Linked DNA regions of Homo sapiens: region 1 is linked to region 2. The links are chromatin contacts, found by Hi-C or POLR2A ChIA-PET in ENCODE. All regions are on one chromosome and are shown on one strand. The core of a region is the stretch at or near the end of the contact, and the rest is flanking DNA. Distances in the headings are between cores, read along the strand shown. Region 1 overlaps TRIP4 (thyroid hormone receptor interactor 4). Region 2 holds the start of CSNK1G1 (casein kinase 1 gamma 1).

Region 1 (3,767 bases), core at 1,190-3,689, 74 kb after region 2:
CCTTACACTGGTGTAGGCTTTACAGTTTTAGAGATTCACAGTCGTTAACAGCTTAGTATAACATACTGCATTATGTTTTCTTCCTGGGATATGTATTTGCGTTCTAAAAGAGAACCCAGGAGCATCTGGCAATGTGGATGATGGTTTTTGGCAAGCGGCCTTGCTTTATTTTCTCATCTATTGATCAAGCAAACTACCACCTGATACAAGGTCAAATGATTTCAATCTCTAGATAGCCAATCTTCTTTGTGCCACAAATTTGTGTAGAGAAGGGTAGGAAACTATAATCCTGATCTATGGAATACTATGAAGGTTACAGGAATTAGAAATCTAATTAAAACAAGTCTTGTTGATTTCTGAAGGATACCTCTTTTTCATGATACTTCTCCTTTAACTTATATTGTATCTCATTTCCTGAGGTTGCTTTGAACAGCATGTAGAAGTGCAGGAATCCTCCCATATGTTTCCAGCTAGAGGTGCTGGCAACTCTCTTTATGAATGTCTCTGATATATAACATTAAAATATAACAGAAGCCACTAGGCTTCATCAGACATGGGAATCCCATACCCATTTTCCCTATGGTTGGCTTTTCTGTAACTTTTTCCCACTGTTTCTTTTTTCTTTTTTTTGAGACGGAGTCTCACTCTGTTGCCCAGGCTGGAATGCAGTGGTGCAATCTTGGCTCACTGCAACCTCTGCCTCTCAGGATCAAGCGATTCTCTTGCCTCACCCTCCTGAGTAGCTGGGATTACAGGCACATACCACCACACCTGGCCATTTTTTTTTGTATTTTTAGTAGAAGCAGGGTTTCACCATGTTGGTCAGGCTGGTCTCGAACTCCTGACATCAGGTGATACACCCGCATTGACCTCCCAAAGTGCTGGGATTACAGGTGTGAGCCACTGTGCCTGGCCTCCACTGTTTCTTTTCTGTGTTTAAGGGTAGCATATGAATTTATTTAGAATTGATGTTAGCCCTATTTTTATCTTATTTATTGAGTAAAGAGTTTATCAGTTTTAAAAGTTGTAGCTTTTGGGTTGGGCGTGGTGGCTCATGCCTATAATCCCAGCACTTTGGGAGGCCGAGGCGGGTGGATCACTTGAGGCTAGGAGTTCGAGACCAGCCTGGCCAACATGGTGAAACCCCGTCTCTACTAAAAAACTACAAAAATTAGCCAGGCGTGGTGGCAGGAGCCTGTAATCTCAGCTTCTGGGGAGGCTGAGGCAGGAGAATTGCTTGAACCTGGGAGGCAGAGGTTGCAGTGAGCCGAGATTGTGCCACTGCACTCCAGCCTGAGTGACAAGAGCAAAATTCTGTCTCAAAAAAAATAAAATAAAAATAAAAAAAGAAATGTAGTTGTCTAATCTATTATACCAGCCTCATTCTTGTTTTCTGAATGAATGAGTTGAGAGTTTAGGAATAATGGCTCTTGACTAGCATTTACCAAACTATTCCATGGCATAGGTGTTCTCTGAAACACAAATTTGGGAAATACCTTTGGATTAAACAGATCTGTTTACTGTAGAACATCTCAGAGCCCTTAATATGCTAGTGTGGATTATGACTCTCTATGAGGTGGATATAACATGCAGTGTTCTCAAAACTTTGAGCATAAATTAATCCCCCACCCAAACATGCACTACCTATTTACATACTACAGAACTGGTATCATGGTATTTACAGTTTAGGAGTGTTAGTCTAAGTATGCTTGATTTTTCTGTATTCTCATAGGTCAACTCACTGAGAGAGAACCATCTAGGAAGTAGTTTCCTAACTGTGACCTGTGCCTTCCCTTCAGTATCTCCATATTCATTTATCACCCAGTTGAATTGCATTTTCTTTGAAAACTAATGTGGATCTAGTAATTTTTACTTCAACTGAAACTAACTTCCTGTGTGACTTGGACCACATTTTGCCTTTACATGCTGTTCCTTTTTCTTTTCCCCCCAAAATTCAGTAATTTACTTCTGACCTCACATTCTTGGCCTTTCTTTGATAAGTTAAAATACACTAAACCCTCACTATTTTTGGCATAGTGTGATCATTTAGTCCTCTTAAAAAAAGAAAATCGAAAAGGTTTTGTTAGTGGTTGTTTTAAAATCAAGTGCACTACACTGTTAAATGGCTTTAAAAATATGTGCTTTCTCCTGAGCCATGAACTAGTCTTCCTTTTTATCTTCTAAGATTAGTATGGCCAACATGACTAATTTGTGCCAGAAAAAATTCCTCTAGATCCTCAACCCTCCTGAGTAATGGCAGAGGATCAGCCTAGAGAAGGTAGAAGTGATATAGAAAAGGCTATGGGTTCAACTCAGGGTAAAAAGGTAGATGAGAGCCATCTCGTTAAAGCTTCTCCTGTGATTCCCCTGGAAGGAGCCCATGCTGTTTGCCAGCATTTTATCTGCCAGCAGCAGATGTAAGCTCTCAAAAACAGCAGGGAGGATGTTGACTGCAACAATGCATCAAGGCTGTGGTTTGTAACCTCAATAGTAAGGCAGTTAAAACTTTTTTTTTTTAACAAAGACATTTTGATTGCCAAATCCATAACCATTAGCAGCTGTGGTTTGAACAGTTCTCTAGACCTAACAAGTTTTCAAACAAAAAGTTGAGTTGGTGGCTTTTGTTTCTACGTGTCTGTGTTGTGTTTGTGCTATTTATATCCCTGCCTTCAATAGAAAATCTGATTTGTCTGAAATCTCCAAGGTCATTGATTATTCTATTTCTTCTGAACTGAATCCATTCCTTTCCTGCCAGCTTACTGACCCTTTAGTCTATTTGATCTTACAGCTTTTACAATAGCCAAGACCCTATCTTCAAGGAATTATGCTGAAGCAGTTATACTGCTGGGTGCCTGTTTCCAATAATTGACGGCAGTAGACTTGTAGTCTTCCAATAGGGAAGAGAATATTACTTCTTCCTTTTTCTAGAAAAGTATCTTCAGGATCTAGGAGAATTTGCTGGAAGAAAAGTAAGCAATTTTTAAAACTTTAAAAAAAAAAGAGTATCCAAGCAACATAGATCTTCAGGAAGATTCCAAGTATCACTTCGTTTGTGGAAATCATCAGCTTCTATCACCAATGAATTGTCTGTGAGTCTGAGAGATGAGAAATTAGAAAATGAAGGATTTAATAGTCAGTATTCAAACCAGGCACTGGAATTCAAAATGCAGTCCACAAATTCTCTTTTAAAATATGTGAAAATGTCCTGTCTGTTGTACTGAGAAAATCTGCCAATATATAGACCTCAAAATATTCCGATAACAGCCCTCACGATGAGGGCTGTTATCTGAGACTCAACAAGAAGAAAAATTGTTATGTTACTAACAACTAGCTTAACCCTGGACAATTCATTAAAATCACAGCTCACTTGAGTGAGATATAGGGAATGTAGTTTTGGAATTCTCTTGAAGACTGGAACATTGACAGGCTGGGCACGGTGGCTCACGCCTGTAATCCCAGCACTTTGGGAGGCGGAGGCTGGTGGATCATGAGGTCAGGAGTTCAAGACCAGCCTGGCCAACATGGTGAAACCCTGTCTCTACTAAAAATACAAAAAAAAATTAGCTGGGTGTGGTAGTGGGTGCCCGTAATCCCAGCTACTTGGGAGGCTGAGGCAGGAGAATCACTTGAACCCGGGAGGCAGAGGTTGCAGTGAGCAGAGATTGCACCACTGCACTCCAGCCTGGGCAACAGCGTGAGACTCCATCTCAAATTAAAAAAAAAAACAAAACTGGAACATTGACTAGAGTTTCTAGATCAAAACAGAC
Region 2 (3,312 bases), core at 24-2,523:
ACCGCAATTATCTCCTTAAAAGATTAAGACACAGGCTCAACAGCAGAACATTCATTCTCTCTCTGAAAATTCACATATCTGTTCTGAGACATCACTACACAGCACCTAGTATTCAGTCACTGATTGAAACAAAAATGAAGAGGATCTTTCTACTTCATTTAAATTAGGACAGGTTTACTGGCAGGTAAGAAAGAGGCTGCAAAAGCCTTGCCTCAACATGTCTTGCCTAGACCTGTGATACATCTATATGGTTTCCCCAGTCCATTCTTTTTAAATAAACACGTACATCTACTACACAAGACTACACCTGGACTAGCCTATTGTTAAATGCTTTTCAGAATTCCACTTTTCTAAGGTAATTTATACCGGAATTAATATCGAGCTGGGAGACTTGGTTGAATATGTCATTCAGGCACTTTCCAAACATCTTAAGTGTCATTTAGGGGCAACAAACCCAGTTCCACTCTCTTTTACATTGTGATGCCTGCCCACTTGGGGGACATTGCTCCTGTAGGACGTGGGGGCGAGGAAACAGTAAAGGAAGAAGTGGGGGAAGCGTACGGAAGTTGGGTAGAGGAAAGTCTCATTACCCACTCTTGTGCCCTAAGCTCCGCCAAGGGCGGCTCCCCGCGGTACCCAGTCGACTCAGAACCCCCACAACCTTCGAAGTCCAGCTCTGTCCCAGCGGGGTGGGTAGGGAAAGAGGGCAATGGAAGCACGGGATAGCCCCAGTCACCCTGACGAGATCTGTGCCCTCCTTTTGGCTCCCGGGGGATGCTCCCCCTTTCAGAGTAAGCCCTCCAGGTGGCAAACTCCCGGTCCACACCGGCTAGAGTCAGTTTCTCGGAAGGGGCGCCTCCTCCGCCTACCTCTACCCCGCTAACCGAAACTCTCCACCCGCTGTGTCCCTCAGCCCCTCCATTCCGCCCCCGCAACCCTCCACAGACACAAACGCCAGCCTGCGCCCCACCCGGGATCACGGCGTCCCCCACCCACGCCCAGGAAAGGGCCCCCCACCAACCCCCTCAGACACACACACACCCCCTCAGACTTCAGCCTACAGAACCCCGACGAAGCCGGGCAGATACCTGGTCCAGCAGTGCTGCAAGGCGCAAATGAGGCGGGCGCGGTCCCCTCCCCGAGGCGCCAAGTGCTTCTCTACCCACCCGCAGCGGTGGTTTCTCTCTTTCCCAGGAGCGGGAGGGAGGGGAGAAGGCGGACGGGAGGGGGAAGGCGAGGAGCCGAGGGGCGGCTGGAGCCGAACCGGAACCACTAGCGCGGCCCCGCCCTCGTCCCGGAGTCGCAGAGTACCCTGGCGGGCCTAATAGGACAAACTTTGGGCAGGCAGCGTTAAACTGACACCATCACTTCCGGGTTATCCCCACGGCTGCCCCCTCCTTAGCAACCGCGTGGGGTTGCTAAGCGGAAGTGCCTTCAAAGCAACCCACCCCCATTTCTTCTGGGACTACCAGAAGATATATCGGGAGCACTGAGCTCTGCTTTGGCAACACGCTCTTACCTTCTGCTCAAGATCTTAGACCAAGTACACGCTTCGCTGCCAGAGGCACGAAACCCATCCCGCTTTTCCCTTCAACTGTACTCCTCCACCAAGCCCCCGTCTCTATATACTCCTGCTCCCTCCCACCCTTAATCCCGTGGCTGACCCAGTGGCTGTTCCTAAGGCTCCAGGCTCCTCTCTCAGGTCCCTCGAGGGAATTATTTTCTGACGGTTTAGCAAGCATCTCCCTCTTGTGGATTTTTAATTGTGTTTCAACCAGATTTTTAAAATTTCTTTCAATGTTGTGAAAGGTTTTTCATGCACTTAGTTCTCCTGTGACAGCCCATGAAGCCGAATGGTTAGAAAAATGTTGTCTTCACCTACATTTTGTAAGAGCTGCACATGTTTGTGTAAGGTCTGGAATTAACCTAGCCAAATGGAATAGGCAAAAAAGATTCAATGTAACTCGACAGTTATTTTAATCCTTAAAACAGAGAGCAGGGCACATGTTCTCAGGACCTCTTGAGACTGCGCCTCGGGGGCGGGGTGGTGGTGGAAAAAAGACAGAAAACAAAGAAAAAGGCTAAAGGGAGCCCATAATCAAATTTGGGAAGGAAGAAGACTGTCTAATCCTCCACTCAAAACTCAAAATATGCCGGGTGCGGTGGCTCACACCTGTAATCCCAACACTTTGGGAAGCCGAGACTGGCGGATCACGAGGTCAGGAGATGGAGACCATCCTGGCCAACATGGTGAAACTCCGTCTCTACTAAAAATACAAAAATTGGCCGGGCGCGGTGGCTCGCGCCTGTAGTCCTCCTGTAAGCACTTTGGGAGGCCGAGGCGGGCAGATCACGAGGTCAGGAGATGGAGACCATCCTGGCCAACATGGTGAAACCCCGTCTCTACTAAAATACAAAAAATTGGCTGGGGGTGGTGGCACGTGCCTGTAGTCCCAGTTACACGGGAGGCTGAAGCAGGGGAATTGCTTGAACCCGGGAGGCGGAGATTGCAGTGAGCCGAGATCGTGCCATTGCACTCCAATGGCACTCCAGCCTGATGACAGAGCGAGACTCCGTCTCAAAAATAATAATAAATAAATAAACAAACAAACAAAAATTAGCTGGGCGTGGTGGCGTGTGCCTGTAGTCCCAGCTACTCGGGAGACTGAGGCAGGAGAATCGCGGGAACCCGGGAGGCGGAGGTTGCAGTGAGCCGAGACCGCGCCACTGCCCTGCAGCATGGAGACAGAGCTAGACTCCGTCTAAAAAAAAAAAAAAAAACCTTCAAAATAAACTTTCATACCGACACTATGGATAAGAAAAGAGACCTCATTTATTGTGTCTGGGTGATTTGGGGTTTGAAAATATTGGGAAAATGAATGGTTGGGGTAAAAGTTAACAAAGTAATACTCGAAAAAAACAACTCGTATCTGGAGGCTGGGTGCGGTGGCTCACGCCTGTAATCTCAGCACTTTGGGAAGCCGAGGCCTGAGGATCACCTGAGGTAAGGAGTTCGAGACCAGCCTGGCCAAACTGGTGAAACCCTGTCTCTATTAAAAATAGAAAAATTAGCTGGGCGTGGTGGTGGGCACCTGTGATCCCACCTACTCGGGAGGCTGAGGCATGAGAATCATTTGAACCCAGAAGGCAGACGTTGCAGTGAGCCGAGATTGCGCCATTGCACTCCAGCCTGGGCAACAGAGCGAGACTCCGTTTCAGAAAAAAGAAAAAAAAAAAAAAAAGGAAAAGAACCCATATCGTTATGGCAGGTAAAATATTCAGAGAAATGCAGTTGGGCATTCAGAGAAAAAT

What was found. A loop is a pair of places that touch in the nucleus more often than their neighbours do. ChIA-PET counts read pairs that join two places held with the same protein, here RNA polymerase II (POLR2A). Pooled maps may share reads with other maps.
Region 1: a pooled map shows a loop between it and region 2 (2.4-fold over the local background). The contact joins the enhancer-like site here to the promoter of CSNK1G1 in region 2. A Hi-C loop is called at or near these places in 5 of 50 pooled maps. POLR2A ChIA-PET finds 5 or more read pairs at or near these places in 8 of 52 experiments (B cell, CD4-positive, alpha-beta T cell, OCI-LY7 and 4 more).

Annotation. Positions count from the first base shown.
Region 1 is chr15:64,427,997-64,431,763 of GRCh38, forward strand. All of the region lies in intron 11 of TRIP4 (thyroid hormone receptor interactor 4), which reads left to right. Among named protein-coding and RNA genes, the nearest start is that of ZNF609, 31 kb to the right of the region's middle. RefSeq lists enhancers at 2,018-2,529, 2,530-3,041. Within about 2 kb of position 2,440, at least 10 of the 41 ENCODE cell types and tissues checked have a DNase peak (open chromatin) inside an H3K27ac peak, as active enhancers do; they include CD4-positive, alpha-beta T cell, where a contact is called at or near this core.
Region 2 is chr15:64,354,900-64,358,211 of GRCh38, forward strand. CSNK1G1 (casein kinase 1 gamma 1) reads right to left here and starts at 1,274. Exons shown (of 12, transcript NM_022048.5): 1 at 1,089-1,274. RefSeq lists silencers at 540-599, 990-1,049, 1,160-1,209.